Linked DNA regions of Homo sapiens: all the other regions are linked to region 2. Evidence: chromatin contacts called from ENCODE Hi-C or POLR2A ChIA-PET data. All regions are on one chromosome and are shown on one strand. Each heading gives the region's core, a stretch centred on a gene start or an enhancer-like site at or near the end of the contact. The rest is flanking DNA. Distances are from core to core; before and after follow the strand shown.

What was found. Hi-C counts contacts between places; a loop is a spot of excess contacts on that map. ChIA-PET counts read pairs that join two places held with the same protein, here RNA polymerase II (POLR2A). Pooled maps may share reads with other maps.
Region 1: a map of OCI-LY7 shows a loop between it and region 2 (5-fold over the local background). The contact joins the promoter of TM7SF3 here to the enhancer-like site in region 2. A Hi-C loop is called at or near these places in 1 of 168 maps with a recorded cell type or tissue (OCI-LY7), 1 of 37 single-sample maps with no recorded cell type and 4 of 50 pooled maps.
Region 3: a loop to region 2 is called in a pooled map, with 4 times the contacts of the local background. The contact joins two enhancer-like sites. A Hi-C loop is called at or near these places in 3 of 37 single-sample maps with no recorded cell type and 4 of 50 pooled maps. POLR2A ChIA-PET finds 5 or more read pairs at or near these places in 1 of 52 experiments (activated CD4-positive, alpha-beta T cell).
Region 4: a map with no recorded cell type shows a loop between it and region 2 (6-fold over the local background). The contact joins the promoter of KRAS here to the enhancer-like site in region 2. A Hi-C loop is called at or near these places in 2 of 37 single-sample maps with no recorded cell type and 4 of 50 pooled maps.
Region 5: a loop to region 2 is called in a map with no recorded cell type, with 12 times the contacts of the local background. The contact joins two enhancer-like sites. A Hi-C loop is called at or near these places in 3 of 37 single-sample maps with no recorded cell type and 3 of 50 pooled maps.

What each region holds. Positions count from the first base shown.
Region 1 is chr12:27,012,943-27,016,782 of GRCh38, reverse strand. TM7SF3 (transmembrane 7 superfamily member 3) reads left to right here and starts at 2,399. Exons shown (of 12, transcript NM_016551.3): 1 at 2,399-2,705. The coding sequence starts at 2,615. RefSeq lists a silencer at 2,207-2,706.
Region 2 is chr12:26,154,354-26,158,223 of GRCh38, reverse strand. It overlaps a transcript of SSPN not described here. Among named protein-coding and RNA genes, the nearest start is that of BHLHE41, 31 kb to the right of the region's middle. Within about 2 kb of position 1,908, at least 5 of the 41 ENCODE cell types and tissues checked have a DNase peak (open chromatin) inside an H3K27ac peak, as active enhancers do; they include OCI-LY7, where a contact is called at or near this core.
Region 3 is chr12:26,876,709-26,880,272 of GRCh38, reverse strand. No RefSeq gene overlaps it. Among named protein-coding and RNA genes, the nearest start is that of ITPR2, 45 kb to the right of the region's middle. Within about 2 kb of position 1,357, at least 9 of the 41 ENCODE cell types and tissues checked have a DNase peak (open chromatin) inside an H3K27ac peak, as active enhancers do.
Region 4 is chr12:25,249,363-25,253,025 of GRCh38, reverse strand. KRAS (KRAS proto-oncogene, GTPase) reads left to right here and starts at 2,097. Exons shown (of 5, transcript NM_004985.5): 1 at 2,097-2,275. RefSeq lists silencers at 1,537-2,386, 2,447-2,496.
Region 5 is chr12:25,319,116-25,322,592 of GRCh38, reverse strand. No RefSeq gene overlaps it. Among named protein-coding and RNA genes, the nearest start is that of KRAS, 70 kb to the right of the region's middle. Within about 2 kb of position 1,917, at least 2 of the 41 ENCODE cell types and tissues checked have a DNase peak (open chromatin) inside an H3K27ac peak, as active enhancers do.

The DNA.
Region 1 (3,840 bases), core at 1,150-3,649, 860 kb before region 2:
AAAAAAAAAAAGCCACGTACTATATATACTTATTGCATCATAACTTGCCTTTTCATAAAGACTTCAATCAGAATATAAATGAAGGGCTGCACAGGATCCTCTTATAAAGCTCTATCATAGGTTATTTAACTCCTAATTGTTGGGCATTTAGGTTGTTTTAGATGTTTCTGCTACTCTAAATAATACTCTATGAATAGTTCTGTACACTATTTTTTTTTAAGAGATGGGGTCTCACTATGTTGCCCAGGCTGGAGGGCAGTGGCTATTCACAGGTGCAATCATACAGCACTGCCCTCTTGAACTCCTGGGCTCAAGTAATCCTCCTGCCTCAGCCCCCTGAGTATCTGGGACTACAGGCGCATACCACTTCCCCCAGCTTATACTAATTTTTATATGTGTATTTAATTATGTACTTAAATCTAAAAGTGGATTATACCAAATCTACAAAAATAAGATTTTTAAACATTTTTGATGCCGATTACTTTATTAAAGTGTATATTCCCAGTATCCCTACCTAAGAATGCCTCCTTCTTAGCTCTTTTATCCACACTGGATGTTTTATACTTTTAAAATGTTTACATCTTAGTTTGTTAATTTGATTTTTTTATTTGTTTACTAGTGAGATTGAACTTTTTTCATGTATTTACTGGTAATTTGTATTTCTTTTTTGGGGTGAAATTCCCCATTCATGTCCTTTGCTAATTTTTTTTTTTTGGTCAACTTGCCTTTTCATATTGTTTGTGTGTTTACTTTAATAAAATTTAAATATTTATGTAAAAAGCATTTACGTAGCCAAGTCTACCAATCTTTTCCTTTATGGTTGTTTCCTTTGCTGTTTTGCTTCTTAGAAAGCTCCTCCCATTTTGAGATCAATTTATTAAAAAAAAAAAAGAGCGCCCTCTTCTGCTAGCTCTTTTATGGTTTTATTACTTTGGGATTTTGTTTTCACAATTAGTGTGAGATAGAGTTCTGCTTCTCTCTGCCCATAGTGCAGCTAATCAGTTAAGAACACAATTTATTGAATAATCCATCCACTGATTCAGATGCTACCCTTATCATAATTGTCCCTTTCATCTTCCTTGGATTTCATCTACTGAGGGTTATAGGAATAGGGGCATGTGGGAGAGTGAATAAGCACTACAGAAATAGATAGTGCTACCAAAGGTGTGAAAATTTGGACCAGGCAGTGGGAAAGCAGAGAAAGAATTGTGCCTATGACAAAGATTATTTGCTTGGCCAAACTCTAGTACGGCTTCTGAATCTTCTGCTAGGTCCATCTGTGCACTTCTTTGTAAAAATCCAGTTTTAGCAAAGAACCCCCTTTCCTCCATATCTAATCAGTTTTCTCACCCTGCACCATCCCCCAGGTGATGTTATGTCTTCAGAAGTCCTGTTAGGTCAGTTTCACCAAATGCCCCTTACCTCTGATGCTTCCTCTTAGTAATTTTCCATCCACTGAACTCCATACTGCTGGTTGGCTATAAATTCCCTCTTGCCCACGCTGTATTCGGAGTTGAGCCCAGTCCCTCTTCCCCACTGCAAGACCCAGTTGCAGTGGTCCCTATGCCAATTGAGACAGTCCTCAATAGTCTTCGTTCGGTGCTTTAACAAGTATCATTGAATAATTTTGTCTTTAACACTTCTTCACATTATGGTCACAGCTATATATTGTTAGCTTAGTAGTGGACTAACTGAACATGTAATTTCCAAGCTATAAGTTGCTCATCAAAATATATAAGTGAAAAAAATTAAAACCAGGGAAGGAAAGCAAGACAATCCTCCCCAAATAACGTTAAGTCTATGCGTCTAATTCCACATCATCGATGAGCCATCTGTCACATGGACTACTGTCCCTCAAACAGCACTCAGGTATGAGACTTGAGACGAAGTTCAGACCAAGGCCGTGTCTTCGAGGATATTTCGCTTAGAGAAAACGAAACTACTTTTAAATGTAGTGCTTATGACTAGTGCGGTAACCACTACACAAACAGCATTCTCCTGGCATTTTTATGCTAACATAAGCCTCAGCAGCGAAGACAATTGCTACCGGGGGAAATAACCTTCAATTGTGTTTTTAGCAACTGATTCCTCTTTTTTGCTGTTGTAAAGGGCCGTTAAACACGGAAACAGGAGCCTGGCGACGTTAGTCCGCAACAGAAAGTTATTTTGTACTTTCACAGTGGGTTTGCCTACTTGGTGAGATAAAAGTGGGGCAAGACCGGGCCTCAAGCCAGGACTTCCTGGGGGCTCCCGGGAGCACCGCAGGCTGCGCGTTCCCCGCGCGCCGGCAGGAGGCGCGCGCTGCCTGGAAACGCCCCAGCGCCGCCCGCGCCCAGAGACCCGCCGCTGTGACGCAGCGAGAGCCCGGGAGGAGGCGCGGGAACGCGCGTTGGGGGTCAGGTGCCGGAAGAGGAAACCTCTCGCTGGGGCTAGGAGTTCGGCGGGGCGCGCGCCGGCGGCTGCGGAGCTGGCAGGTGCGAAGCGTCTGCACCTGGCGGGCGATGGCGCCCGATGCGGGCGCCCCGGGATAGCGTGGGCGAGGCTGCGGGGCCCCGGCGCGCACGCCCGCACCTCTCCCCAGCCCTGGCGTGGGCCCAGCCCGGCCCAGGCAGCAATGGGGTTCCTGCAGCTGCTGGTCGTAGCGGTGCTGGCATCCGAACACCGGGTGGCTGGTGCAGCCGAGGTCTTCGGGAATTCCAGCGAGGGTAAGGTCGGGGCGCCTGGCTTCTGCAACCCAAAGTTGCTTTTGCATTTCTTGCGAGGTCAAAATCCGCCAGGGGTCTGTCAGCCTAGCAGGGAGATGGTGCTGGGGGCGTTGGTACACGCTGGGTGGTGAGTCCAGAACCGGCACGAATGGTGTTTCCTGCAGCGGAAACACTCATGGCTAAGGAGGTCTTACTATTAACCTCCTCATTTAGCGGAGGAAATGGGAAGAGATAAATAATTCTCTTTTTTTAACACAGTATTATCTCCCTTAGGGAGCAGCCATGTTTGTGGCTTTAATTCAACTTACTAAAGCGCCTCTTTGCTGCCCAGTGGACTGTCTGAGCTTCTGGACAGCAAGACTTGGGGTGGAACTAGCGGCTTAATGACTGATGGCTCTCAAGCTGCATGGAATTTTTACACCCCCAAATCTAGAGGCTTTTCAAACTGGTTATGTTCTACAGAGTTTGAGAGGGAAAATGAACCCATAATGAGGCTTTATTTTTAAAGAGCCTTTACCATCTAATTTATTAATACCATCTGGAGACAGGAAAACATTCCATACTCACAATGAGAAATAAAGGACTTTCTGAATTACAGATACATAGACATACAGATAGAATGTGTATACCCTCAATTCTACAAGTTCAGCCACAAATGAAAAATAAACACAGAAACACAAAAGCTTGCCAGTCCAGGTATCAGAGTTGTTCTCCTTACTTGAGGGCAAGAAATTTCTAATCGATTTGACCTTAAAAAAGACAAATGGACAAAAACTGTGTTCTCTGTTGTCTCATATCCAACAGGAAATAGATCTCTATGAGATATTAATTCGTTTACAGAGATCACAAAATTCCCAATCATTGCAGCTACCAACAGGAAATAACTTGTCATCCATAAATGAACTGTAAAAAATAACAATTTAATAGAGAGTAAAACTAAAATGAGAAAAACAAGAATCAACGAAGTTCTATTGCCACTTCAAATTCACCTGTGGGAGCCAAGAAGCAACATGCCCGGGCTTGGCTCCCTATGAGTACACCATTTTTGATGATTTCAGGTGACTTTTTTTTTTTTTTTTTTTGACGGAGTCTCGCTCTGTCGCCTAGGCTGGAGTGCAGTGGCATGATCTTGGCT
Region 2 (3,870 bases), core at 659-3,158:
AAAGGAAAAACAGAAAAAAAGAAAAATACATGATGAAGTGGGAAAGAGCTGAACAATGCATAGGAGTTAGCATTTAAGATCATCACATCAAGCTACATGAATTAATATCCTACTTGTGTCTTTTGAAATAATTAAAATCAACATATTTTCTGCCTCCTAAAACAAAACCTATTCGCCATTTCTAGTTGCCTTGGATTTGGTAATCTAAGGAAAAAAAAAAGACAAAAGTAATTGCTTCTTTATGATTACTTTACCACAGGTCATAAGGTAGATAATGAGATTTGTGGGGTTTTCCCTATAAAAATACTTTGAATCCTAAATAAAATGTTAAAAGGAGAAATGAGCACATTGCCCATCTGGAACCAAGAAATAGCTGATTTCTTCATAAAGAGGCCATATAATGGTCAAGACATTGATTTTTGTCCCATAGTTTAGGGTTGCCATAGTATCACTGAGTCACTTAAATCTAATCAAAAGCTGGGAAATATTAATTTTGTCAGAGCAGAATGAAGCAGGGGTATAGAATATAGCCATGAAGTGTCTAGACACAATTAACAGGAACTTCAAAGTCACCTTGACCATTATTTCTAGTGTTTTCAGCCTAGCGCAAAAGTCTGGGTATGTGTGAGAATTCTCCCAGATTTTTTTTTAAAAGAAGCAAAATTTAGTCATCTGAACATCCTGAGAGTGTCAGTGTGGCATTGATAATTGTGAGTACAGTATATCCAGTGTGAATTTTTGTAGGCCTGAGGATGAGTTGACCCAATTTAAATGGACCAAAGTTAATTCACTCCAATTTACTCAGAAATGCTTATGTATAAAACCAAGACTCCAGGGTCCAAGAATGAGAATGTATTTCCCAGTAGTCAGTTTACTTTATTAATGGTATAGAATTAGCCATCAAAGAACTGCCTTCCACATGATCATTGTATCCTAGACAGTTGCAAACAAAAGAACTTGCAGTAAAATCTGCAATCACTTAGTGAAGTCAGCAGCCGCTTTTGTTAATTATTAGCCAATACAAAGTTAAGGTGCTATGAATCTGCACCCGGAAAACCCTACCACAAACAAAACAGCACTAACAAGACGGAGCTGAATGCCATTCATCTGGAGACCAGAGTTGTTTTTACTAAACATGAAAAAACATCTGAAAAGAGCTACCTGTATAGAACAAAGTAAAGATCCCTGCTCTAAACCTTTTCCCCCAATACATGATACCTCAAATTTACCATTAGAAATGTATTTGTTTAAATGAAAATGGTACAGTGTTCCACACACTAGATTTGGAGTCAGACACCTGGATTCTAAAACTCAGGCACCACAGGCAAGTCCTCAAATGCTACGGGCCAGTTTCCTCATATGCAAAAGGGTGATACACAAACCTATGCTATAAGCCTCACAGGGTTGTTTTTCACGTCCAGCTATGTCTCGCTGTGTCCTCTACAGCAACCGTACTTCCTGCCAACCACCTTTACAGAGTGTGTCTTCCTGAGCTGCTCTCTATATTTGTCCCTTCTAAAAATCATTTTCTATGAAACTTCCGTCGCAGTCAGCAATGTGTCAATTGTCTGGAATCTTTCTTGTCATTGTCAGGGGTTTCTCCACATCACGTTTCACTGTCAGTGAACATTCCAGGCGATGACCAGTGGAAGAATCCGCGGGCCTTTCTGAGCTACTCGGTTGCTTTGTTTGTTACTCAGCCTTGATGAGGGACCTCTTCAGCCAAAGCAAAAACAGGTGGTGTGAGGCTAATTATCACTCTGTGGTCCTCCCTTTCTCATTTCCCCTTTTTGTCTTTCTAGTCATGCTTTATTTGCATCTTTACCCCACCATTCGAGGTAGATGCCATCTCTGCTCCCTCACACCCAGGCTTAGCACTTCCTTTCCCAAGTTCGAATGAAAATACTGTGGGCTTTCTAACGCTGCAGACAGCGGTTCTAATCCTGGCTCTGGTATTTGTGAGCTACGTGATTAACGGTGACTTCTCTGAACTTGTATCTCCTCATCTGTGTAAACGGAAGTCATGTCTACTTCACGGAGTTCTGGTGTGAACTAAAGGAGATTATATTTGTGCATCTTAATCACATAAGGTGGCCAAAAAATATTAATTTTCTTACTCCTTTAGATATGCTTTCTTCCTTTTGTTCTTTGTCATGTCTTACTTTCATTCTAAGATTCTTTACCATCAAAGTTCTTTGAACTTTTCTTTCTCAATCCCCTCCCAATCTTCTTCATCATCTTTTCTCAGCCCTTTGAGCAAGCACTTCAGCTGAATGGTTACACACAGGAGCTTTTGTCTGAGAGAGGTGAGATTCAGAACTCAGATCCTCTACCTGCCAGCTCTATCACAAGGAAACTTCTGACTTGCCCTGTTCACTGGGGCTAACAACAGGGCTCACCGCACAGGTTGCTGTGGTAACAATGCAATGGTACCTGGGAAAAGCTTAGCAAAGTGGGCTTCATGTGCAATAAGTGGCCATTAATGTTAGCTCTATTTTTTGTCCCCCTGATTCATTATTAAATCTTGCTCTTTCCTTCACATTTATCATGAATGATTTGCCTTCATGTTCTTCTAACTTCAAATTTCCTCTTTCAGATTAACTCTTCCTCTTTCCGCCAAATTACTCTCTGGCCTACACACATATTAACAAAACCAACCAGTGGTCATCAGTCTATTACTGAGGTGCCTAAAGACTCTTTTTTAAATGTTAATATACCTATTGCTTTTGAGGCTTTCAGGTTGTGTGCCATTACCATTTAAGGGTAACGTGAGGGTCACTTTTATGTTGTTGAAGGTTTGATGATCTTTCGCTCTTTTCCTCTGTCCACAACACCATCCCCTTCCATTTTCAGATACGTGCTCCCATCTTTGTCATCTGCGGCCCTCCTTTCTGTGTTGGTAATTGTTTCTTCTTTAATTTTCACCCTCTCATCTTCTAATTCACCTTTCCCTGATTAGTCTGGACAAGTAACTTTAACTTGTGATTCACTATTATTTCATTTACCCAATTTAAGAAGAAAGAGGTGTTACCCAATGGCCTTTCTGTATACCACGAATACACTAGTTGTAACTTTAAAAGCAGCCAACTGACAAGTTCTTCTCATTTGATATTCATAGAACATGGTTTTGCTTTTTTTCCCCTAAAAAGTCGATATTCAATAAAGAATAGATGTCCTCTAGTAGTCTGATAGAGATCTAGATATCACTCCTAATACAGTTTCCCATTATAAAAATTAATCTATCCTGAGCTCCACAGATTGTTTTCTCTGTCATTACACTGTCATGCCCAGCTTCCTCACCATACACTACCATCACCATCCCTCAAACCCTGGGCCCAAACCCCACTACTTTCTCATATAATTCTGGTCCAGGATCTGATGTGGCACCATGTTACTGGGCCCAATTCTACTCTGCCCTAGACCTCTCTGCCCCTTAATCTGCATTCTGATCATACACAAACAGAAAACACTCCAGAAGATTCATATTAACAATAATCGAATGTACAGTAGATACTGGGTTCTCAGCTGAAATGTTTACCTACTTATCTCAGTTAATCTTTATAGGTACCATTTTATTCCCATTTTATAAATTAGAAAGGTTAAGTAACTTCCCCAAAGTCCCTTAATTAGTCATTCCCTAAGTCATTTAACTAGTGCCAGAACCTGAAGCCACATTTGTCTGATTCCAAAGCCTGTCTCCTTTCTGCTTAGTGCCCCTTAAGAGGAATTGGTGAAGGAGGCAGGGAGGATCCCCCTGAAACTCTACAGAGTTTCACCAAGGCCCTGCTGCTAAGATTTCAGGTGTCATACTCTAATGCAGTGTTGATCTGAACATGGAAATCTATCTTGCATCTATAGGTTGTTGCTCAG
Region 3 (3,564 bases), core at 108-2,607, 720 kb before region 2:
AAGACACCGGTAAGCAGTTTAGAATGCCTGAGTAAAAGCTCCCACAAACAGCAGATTTTTCAACAATTTTATAAACACTTCTTGGCCGGGTACAGTGGCTCACGCCTGTAATCCCAACACTTTGGGAGACTGAGAGGCGGATGGATCAACTGAGGTCGGGAGCTCGAGACCAGCCTGACTAAGATGGAGAAACCCTGTCTCTACTAAAAATACAAAATTAGCCGGGTGTGGTGGTGCACGCTTGTAATCCCAGCTACTCAGGAGGCTGAGGCAGGAAAATCGCTCGAATCTGGGAGGCAGATGTTGCAGTGAGCTGAGATCACGCCATTGCACTCCAGCCTGCGCCACAGAGCATGACTCCATCTCAAAACCAACCAACAAACTAACCAACCAACCAAACAAACAAAATTTCTTGAGTGCCTACTATGGTCTGGTTTTGTGTTGAGTGTTAGAGATAAAACAGTGGACGAGACCAATCCCCTCCCCACTTGCGCAGCTCATAATCCTCTAGTGGAGGACGTAGACAAGAAAAGAGGCGATTCTGTTAGAGTTTGGCGAGTGCCAGGATAGGGGTGGTAGATGCTGCTACCTAAACCATCTCTGTGTCTACTTTACTGAAAGGATTACTGGCTGTCCACTGAGCTTTTTAGTCAAAATTATAATACACATCATAACAGCACATATAATATGGTATGCTGGAAATGAACCGCCATACATAAAAGAGGAGATTTGGAGGATGGGGGAGGGTGGCAAGAAATGATGTTGGAAAATTATAATTATTTGACTTTTTTTTAACCTTTCAGAGGGTTTTCAAACACATTATATCAAGAGAAGTTGTTTAATAAATGATACATTGGTACATTTTCCTGGCATGCAGAACACATAGAAAAGAGTAGGGAAAGGAAATAAAGAACATTTTTCATTTGGAACTAAGAAATCAAATTTTAGTATTTTTTCATGGCCACGAAAGTCTTATTTTTAAAATTAAAATCCTTATGTAGAGAATATTTGACATCTTCATTGTGAGCTCTGAACATATCCCTTTTCTAATGCAGCCACGTAAGCGAATCAGACATTAATGGACCAAAAAGTTCATCAACACACAGGCTTGTCAATGAACAGGAATGGCACGAGCACCAGAATGTGTTGGTGTTTTCTCAGGAATAAGAGTTAAATAAAGCTCGACTCTGTCAGTGGCACACGGCGCCAGCACCCTGGCCCACAGACACTTCACGGTTTGGTAGTTCCTGCTTGTCAGCACCTGTGCTTCTCTATGCTTCTTTGCTTGAGCTCTGGGCACAAAAGTGGAGTTTGATAGTTAAGTATTTTAGCAACTGTCTCCATGGTGACTGGGCCAGGAAATGAGCTTTGACCTGACTCTATTTTATGTATTGGGAGCCCGGCTCCAGGCCCTGAGCCTTCTTCTGCACCTTGCCTGGAGAAGCTGCAGCTGGCATCCTTCCCCTTGGGCCCTGGCCATCTGGCCCACTTGCCAGGGATTGTTTTCTCCACATCAGGAGATCTGGGCAACCACTCCCTTCTGAGAGGCAGCTGCGAGGGAGGGTGTGGGAGTGGAAAGCCTATTTTAAGTAGGGAATAATGGGAGACACAAGGCTTCCCAGGACAGCTTGGTGTGAAAAGAAAATTTTATTTCAGTTGTTTGATATCTTCAATGATATTCTTCTGTGCAGTATGTCTTTGTCAGTACTAGTTCTACCTGGAATGTTTATACTTATTCCCTCTTTTTGAGAAAAACATCTTGATTCAGTTAAAAACATTCCATTATTTTAGAGGGCTAAGTTTTCAGTACTGGGCTCTTTGCCTCACATTGACAGGTCACAAAGAGAAGTTGTCTTAGTGAATGGGACATTAAAGACTGTGTTTTGATGCGTTCCAGGAAAATGAAATGCCATCTCCTGGGACATAGTCTGTGGGTGGGATGCTGTGTGGGAACCCTGAGCGCCAGTGACTGTTAGTATTGGTGGGAGTGAGTTAGGCATCCGGAGGGAGGAGGGATAGAACAGAAAAGAAGGTTAACTTGCCCTACCTTATTCATTTTGCTTAGGGCATAATCAGTACCATAGCAGATTCATCCAGAAGTAATTTTCCTAATCACCAGAAGGGGGACCTGGCTGACTATAGTCAGGTGATTGCATTTTTTTTTTTTTTGGGAGACTGAGGCAGGAGAATCGCTTGAACCTGGGAAACAAAGGCTGCAGTGAGCTGAGATCATACTGCTGCACTCAGCCTGAGCAGCAGAGTGAGACTCTGTCTCAAAAAAAAAAAAAAAAAAATATGTTCTTAGTGGCATCTGGAATGGTGAATCCTTTCCAGAAGGATTTCAATTTGCTTTGTCCAGATCCATCAGAGAAATCACTATCTGTGGCAGCAATCGCCGTACAAAATGCATTTCTTAAATAATAAGACTTGAAATTCAAAATGCCTTCTTAATCCAAGGGCCGCAGAGTGAATGTTGCGTCAGCAGGCAAGAAAATAACATTAATCTGCTTGTGCACCTCCAACACAGTTCTTGGGTGACCAGGTGCATTGTCAATAAGCAGTAATATTTTGAGAGTAATCTTATTTTTTTCTGAGCAGTAGGTCTCAATAGTGGGCTTAAAATATTCCATAAACCATGCTGCAGAAGATGTGCTGTTATCCAGGCTTTCTTGTTCCATTATTCAGAAATCACAGGCAGAATACATTTAGCATACTTCTTAAGGGCCCTAGCATGTTCAAAATGGTAAATGAGCATTGGCTTCAATTTAAAGTCACTAGCTGCATTAGCATCTAACAAGACAATCTGCCTGTCCTTTGAAGCTTTGAAACTTTGAAGCCAGGCATTGACTTCTCCTCTCTAGCTCTGAAAGTCCCGGGATGGCATCTTCTTCCAATAGAAGGCTGTTTAATCTACATTGAAAATGTGTTATTTAGTGTAGCCATCTTCCAACAATGATCTTAACTAGACTTTTTTTTTTTTTTTTTTGAGACAGGGTCTTGCTCTGTCGCCCAGGCTGGAGTGCAGTGGCACGATCTTGGCTCGCTGCAACCTCTGCTAACCAAGTTCAAGCGATTCTCCTGCCTCAGCCTCCTGAGTAGCTGGAATTACAGATGCCAGCCACTATGCCCAGCTAATTTTTGTATTTTTAGTAGAGAAGGGGTTTCGCCATGTTGGCCAGGGTGGTCTGGAACTCCTGACCTCAGGTGATCCACCTGCCTCGGCCTCCCAAAGTGCTGGGATTACAGGCGTGAGCCACCGTGCCTGGCTTAACTAGATCTTCTGGATAAATTGCTACAGCCTCTCCATCAGCACTTGCTGCTTCAGCTCGCACTTTTACGTTATGGAGACAGCTTCTTTCCGTAAACCTCATAAATCAACAGCTGCCAGCTTCAGACTTTTCTTCTGCAGCTTCTTCACCTCTCTCAGCCTTTATAGAATTGAAAAGAATTAAGACCTTCACCTGAATTAGGCTTTGGCTTAAGGAAATGTGTTGGTTGGTTTGATCTTCTATCCAGACCACTAAAACTTTCTTCATATCAGCAATGAGGCGGCTGTATTGCTTT
Region 4 (3,663 bases), core at 848-3,347, 910 kb after region 2:
ACAGAGTTCATGGATTAGGATTTAGAATCCACAGAGGGTCCACAGATTCACTCATTCAACATTCCATAAATATTTATTGAATGCCTTTTTGTGTCAGAGACTGTCTTAGGTGCTGGAAATTTAGCAGTAAATGAAACAGACCAAAACCCATGCCCTCATGGAGCTTACATTCTGATGGTAGAGAGACAAGAAAACAAAATAGATAGTGTATTATTGAAGGTGATGAGAGCTCTGGAGAAAAAGTAGGAAAAGAGACAGATCTGGGACAAGGGCGAAATTACAGTATCAAAGATGATCTTTTTAGGGAAGATCTCCTTTTAAAAACACTTTGGAACAAAGATTTAAATGAGGTGCCAGAGGGGTAGCAAGTGCATATTCCCTGAGGAAGACGCCTGCCTGGCATTTTCAAGGAACAGCCAGTAACCAATGTTTATCTACGTAAGTAAGGAAGGGAGAACAGTAGGATGAGAGTTCAGAGAAGAGGGTAGGGGATATCAAATAATTTAAGGCCATGTAGGATTTTTGAGAAGAATTTTGCTTTTATGTCAAGTGGAATGAGGGCCACTGATGATCTGGGAGTAGAGTGACTATGATCCGACATGAAGTATACTCCATTTTTTAACTATGTGAACTTGTGCCAACGTTTTAACCTCTAAATCTGTTTCGTCATTTGTAAAACGGTAAAAAGTATTTTACCTCATAAGGTTGTCGTGATGATTAAATAAGATGATACGATAAGTGCAAAAGATTTAGCTTGTACTTAACATAGAGTAGGCACATTTTCTCCCCTTCCCTGTCTTTCACTTTTCTCTTCTGCCCCTTCCACCTGGCGCTAGGAGGGGGAGACTGGAATAAACCTTGCAGATTACAGCCCGTGTAAGAGTAGAAAGGAAAGGATGACAGTTGATGTAAAGCCTTGGTTAACAGACATAATAGCTGGGATTTAAATTCAGCTTTATTGGTGGTTTATGATGTGGACTAGAGGAATGGAACTGAAAGTCTCGGAGGAGGGGCGATCCTATCAGGTACAGGCGCTGCTTTTCCAGCCCTCAATCCTCAAGACTCTCCCAAGATACATTTCTAGGTAGTTTATCAACACAGACTCCGGGTATGCTAGCATGTTTAATTGCCCCATTGTTTAATGTCTTAACTCCACGAACTTTAACTGATTAATCTGTCTTCTAATTAATGTTTGAATGACTCTCCTCAGGTCTAAACTACCAAGGCCATCTCTACTTAAAAACAGTTGTCTTTTGTTTGTGATTTCAGGGGCCCTGGGTATAAGCGAAGTCCCTGTTTAGAGACCTTGTGATGGGTTCAAAATATCAAGAAAGATAGCAAAATATCACAAGCCTCCTGACCCGAGAAGATTAGCGTTGAAAGGGTCTGTCGTGTTTGTTTGGGCCTGGGGCTAAATTCCCAGCCCAAGTGCTGAGGCTGATAATAATCGGGGCGGCGATCAGACAGCCCCGGTGTGGGAAATCGTCCGCCCGGTCTCCCTAAGTCCCCGAAGTCGCCTCCCACTTTTGGTGACTGCTTGTTTATTTACATGCAGTCAATGATAGTAAATGGATGCGCGCCAGTATAGGCCGACCCTGAGGGTGGCGGGGTGCTCTTCGCAGCTTCTCTGTGGAGACCGGTCAGCGGGGCGGCGTGGCCGCTCGCGGCGTCTCCCTGGTGGCATCCGCACAGCCCGCCGCGGTCCGGTCCCGCTCCGGGTCAGAATTGGCGGCTGCGGGGACAGCCTTGCGGCTAGGCAGGGGGCGGGCCGCCGCGTGGGTCCGGCAGTCCCTCCTCCCGCCAAGGCGCCGCCCAGACCCGCTCTCCAGCCGGCCCGGCTCGCCACCCTAGACCGCCCCAGCCACCCCTTCCTCCGCCGGCCCGGCCCCCGCTCCTCCCCCGCCGGCCCGGCCCGGCCCCCTCCTTCTCCCCGCCGGCGCTCGCTGCCTCCCCCTCTTCCCTCTTCCCACACCGCCCTCAGCCGCTCCCTCTCGTACGCCCGTCTGAAGAAGAATCGAGCGCGGAACGCATCGATAGCTCTGCCCTCTGCGGCCGCCCGGCCCCGAACTCATCGGTGTGCTCGGAGCTCGATTTTCCTAGGCGGCGGCCGCGGCGGCGGAGGCAGCAGCGGCGGCGGCAGTGGCGGCGGCGAAGGTGGCGGCGGCTCGGCCAGTACTCCCGGCCCCCGCCATTTCGGACTGGGAGCGAGCGCGGCGCAGGCACTGAAGGCGGCGGCGGGGCCAGAGGCTCAGCGGCTCCCAGGTGCGGGAGAGAGGTACGGAGCGGACCACCCCTCCTGGGCCCCTGCCCGGGTCCCGACCCTCTTTGCCGGCGCCGGGCGGGGCCGGCGGCGAGTGAATGAATTAGGGGTCCCCGGAGGGGCGGGTGGGGGGCGCGGGCGCGGGGTCGGGGCGGGCTGGGTGAGAGGGGTCTGCAGGGGGGAGGCGCGCGGACGCGGCGGCGCGGGGAGTGAGGAATGGGCGGTGCGGGGCTGAGGAGGGTGAGGCTGGAGGCGGTCGCCGCTGGTGCTGCTTCCTGGACGGGGAACCCCTTCCTTCCTCCTCCCCGAGAGCCGCGGCTGGAGGCTTCTGGGGAGAAACTCGGGCCGGGCCGGCTGCCCCTCGGAGCGGTGGGGTGCGGTGGAGGTTACTCCCGCGGCGCCCCGGCCTCCCCTCCCCCTCTCCCCGCTCCCGCACCTCTTGCCTCCCTTTCCAGCACTCGGCTGCCTCGGTCCAGCCTTCCCTGCTGCATTTGGCATCTCTAGGACGAAGGTATAAACTTCTCCCTCGAGCGCAGGCTGGACGGATAGTGGTCCTTTTCCGTGTGTAGGGGATGTGTGAGTAAGAGGGGAGGTCACGTTTTGGAAGAGCATAGGAAAGTGCTTAGAGACCACTGTTTGAGGTTATTGTGTTTGGAAAAAAATGCATCTGCCTCCGAGTTCCTGAATGCTCCCCTCCCCCATGTATGGGCTGTGACATTGCTGTGGCCACAAAGGAGGAGGTGGAGGTAGAGATGGTGGAAGAACAGGTGGCCAACACCCTACACGTAGAGCCTGTGACCTACAGTGAAAAGGAAAAAGTTAATCCCAGATGGTCTGTTTTGCTTGGTCAAGTTAAACCCGAAGAAAACCCGCAGAGCAGAAGCAAGGCTTTTTCCTTGCTAGTTGAGTGTAGACAGCAATAGCAAAAATAGTACTTGAAGTTTAATTTACCTGTTCTTGTCCTTTCCCCTATTTCTTATGTATTACCCTCATCCCCTCGTCTCTTTTATACTACCCTCATTTTGCAGATGTGTTCTACATCTCAAGAGTTATTACAGTACTCCAAAACAGCACTTACATGATTTTTTAAACTTACAGAGGAATTGTAGCAATCCACCAGCTAACCGCCTGAAATAGACTTAAACATGTGCATCTCCTTTTTTTTTTTTTTTTTGAGACACAGTCTCGCTCTGTTGCCCAGGCTGGAGTGCAATGGCGCGGTATCGGCTCACTGAAACCTCCGCCTCCTGGGTTCAAGCAATTCTCCTGCCTCAGCCTCCCGAGTAGCTGGGACTAGTAGGTGCACGCCACCATGCCCAGCTAATTTTTGTATTTTTAGTAGAGACAGAGTTTCATCATGTTGGTCAGGATGGTCTCCATCTGCTCTGTTGCCCAGGCTGGAG
Region 5 (3,477 bases), core at 668-3,167, 840 kb after region 2:
CTATTCTTACCCTCTCTGATCTCGGCAGCATCTGACACTGCTGACACCTACTTCCTGTTGAATTCTCTTCCTTGAAGTCTTAGACTCCCCTCTCTGAACCTTTAACCTCACTGTACCTCACAGATTTTCCTTCACTTCTACTCATTAAATGAAATACTACAAAGAGTCTTTCTTGACCCTCTTTTTATCTTACTCTCTTTGGTGATCTTTTTTGGAAAGCTTATTTACTCAACTTTTTCAACTTTCTGCAAATGACTCCAAAATACGTGTTTCCAGTCCTGACTTCTCTCCTAATTCAGCATCTGAATTTCCAGTTGCCTGCTAAACTGCCATATCTCCAAAACAATTAAAATTTTAAATTTCAAAGCCAAATGAAGCATCTCATCTTTGAAATGTTCTCATCTAAACTAATACATTTTCAGCCTCCAAGAGCATTTGGGAGCACATTCAGCCTCTCCCTTTCTCTCATACCCTACATGAATTTAAACGGTGAAAAAAAAGATGAAACTTTGAAACCAGACTGACTTGGGTTGAATCCCTGTTGTGCCACTTTCCAGAACTGTGACCTCAGGTTAATTGCGTGATCTCCCTGAGTTTCTTCATCTGAATTAATCAGGTACCCATATTTACTCAGCCCAGGTATTGCACCAGTTAAATGAAACAATGTTCACAAAGCACCTTCTATGTGCCTGACGTATCACAGCCAGGCAAATAATTTTTATACATTTTTAGTTTTGCTTACAAATAGTCTCTTTTATTGTAACATTTTCTCTTTTGATATTACTGACATTGTCACCACCTTAGTTTTGCGTCTCATTACCACTTGCCTGATGATTGCAACTTTTCTAAAAATATTTTCTTGCTTATCTCCCAGCCTCCTGTCCATCCTCGTTACTACTGCTAGAACTCCTTCTAGAGCACTATTATCTTGCAATGCTACATGGCTTACAGAATAGATGACAAGCTCCCCATCTTAGTATTTAAGTTTCTCCACAACCTGTTCCTTGTCAACCTTTTAAAATCACGGCTGCATATGCAGTCCCCTGAGCCCAGTGCTTTAGCCAGACTGGACCCTTAATTCGACATTCTTTACTTTCCTAGCTCCTTACTTTTGATCACTCATGCTCTTTGCCAACTGGTGGTGTCTGGTTAGGCCATGTGGCCATGGGGCCAATTGTCTGCATTTATTAAAATGGTACCAAGAGGAAACCACAGGAAATAGCCTTTACTTGACATAAAAACTATGTGCCAGAAACATTTCTAAGTGCTTTGGAGATATTAACTCATTTAATCCTTATAACAACCTTATGAGTTAAGCACTATTAGGATCGTAATTCAGAAGATTAAGAAACTGAAGCATACACAAAAAGTTATGCCAGGTTTCCAAAATCATTATAAATAGCACAGCCAAGCTTCAAATACATATAGCGCAGATAGTTGAAATCGTCAAGAGTCTGTGCTTCACTTATCACTATGCTGACTTTCCTAAAAGTTTGTCCGGAGCAGCACCAACGTAAGTAGTTTTAACTGAGGTTGCCAGTCTCCGTGAAGCTAGACACCAACGATTAGGACCAAAAAGGTCAGGAATGAGATGCATTGATGTGTGAGGAAGTTCAAGGTTGACAGTTGCAAGATGAGCAGATGGGAATTTCCTGAGCCCAAGTTCAGGGGCTCATGACACCTTTAAACACAGTACCCATGACCTCTGTGATGGCCAAGTTGGGAGAGCTAAGGGATCTGACACAAGCAAGTCTGTCTGGTTAACAGTCATCTGTCTCACCCTGTCCCCATGAGGTGAGAGCTTCCTGGGAGGAGGAATTATGCATTCCTAACCTTTGTGGCCTCCTAGTATCTGACATAGCACTCTTATTTAGTCAATACACATCAGGTGCCTATGTGTGTTAGGAACGGTATGGGGTTTGGGACATTTCATGGTTTCTTCCCCCAGAGTTGCTACGGTACTTTTTCTCTGATTTGATCTGTAAATTGTATTTGTACAAGACATGTGATTGCCAAGAGCTTTCTCCACAGTCTTTGCAGAAGCAATATAAATCACCTTAAAACCACAGGGCTTTCTGGAAATGAATTAGGGCTGAGACTTAAAGAACCGACTCTGGGGAATTTTAATTAGAACTGCAAATTCATCACACAGATTCTTTGCCATTTGGTGAATCAAACCTATCCCAATAAAACTGCTGTGCTTGGCTCAATTACAAGTGCTATGCCGTCTCCTCTGTATTCCTTCTGGTATCCTGCATAGTGTCTAAATATAGTAGGTTTGCTATACATGCTAGATGAATGCATGTCTGATGATAAGAAATGCTAGTGAAACTTTCACATCTGAGCACTTCTCGTTTTTGTCTCTGAAGTTTAAAGTTGTTTTCCTCAGGGGGAAAGTTGGCTGGTACAATGGAGAAGTGTCTGGGCTATTGATCACAAGTCTCTAACTCTAGAATTTAGCAAACAACAAAAAAAGTTTGAGATAAATGTCTCTATTTTAAAAGCTTACACAAAGTAAAGTTCATTCTGTACACTATTGACCACCAACCTAGACATTCAATGTTTTCTTCCACTTGGGATAAAAAAAGAGGTTTTCACTGCATTTTCTCCTAAATCATATAATTATAGGGGTTTTGAAATTACTGGACCTAGTCTTTGCCCTTCAGGCAGAAAGTATGTTTAAAATTTTCCCTAAGTAAAAATCATTACAGTTGTGTCTTGAATTTTGTATGTAGCATTAGTTCATAAAGACATAGAGGGAATAGGTACTGGCTTGCTTTATTTGCAGTGTCATGAAGAAGTCAGATGTAGCTAAACCTTTTCTTTTGTGTAGTCCTTGAAGTGGTATAAAAAAGGAATTGATGTGGTTTCATCAGTCCTAAACCAGAATCTGTCCCCAACACTGACCTACTAAGAAAATAAGAAATAAGTCAGCTTGGTTGCTTCTTGTCCATTTATAACCTGAACACTTTTTTAACGGTTAGGGACAACTTTTGATGAAGTAAAGACAAATTTCAGTATCAGCAGAGACTATATTAACACATGCTTTATAGTAATTAAAATAAATTAATGGCAATGATACAATAAAACTCCACTGTTCTTTAAAAAAAAAATTTCCCTGAGCAGATTAGTTTGTCTTGTTTTTAAGATACGTTTAGAGATTGCACAACCACCACCAATAGCCAGTTTAGTGTTTAATAGCCCAAGTCTTCTTTCTTTCTTTCTTTCTTTTTTTTTTGAGATGGAATTTCGCTCTTGTTGCCCAAGCTGGAGTGCGATGGCGTGATCTCGGCTCACTGCAACCTCTGCCTCCTGGGTTCAAGTGATTCTCCTGCCTCAGTCTCCCGAGTACCTGGGATTACTGGCGAGCGCCACCGCGCCCAGCTAATTTTTTTGTATTCTTAGTAGAAATGGGTTTCACCATGTTAGCCAGGCTGATCTCAAACTTCTGACCTCAGGTGATCTGCCCACCTCTAC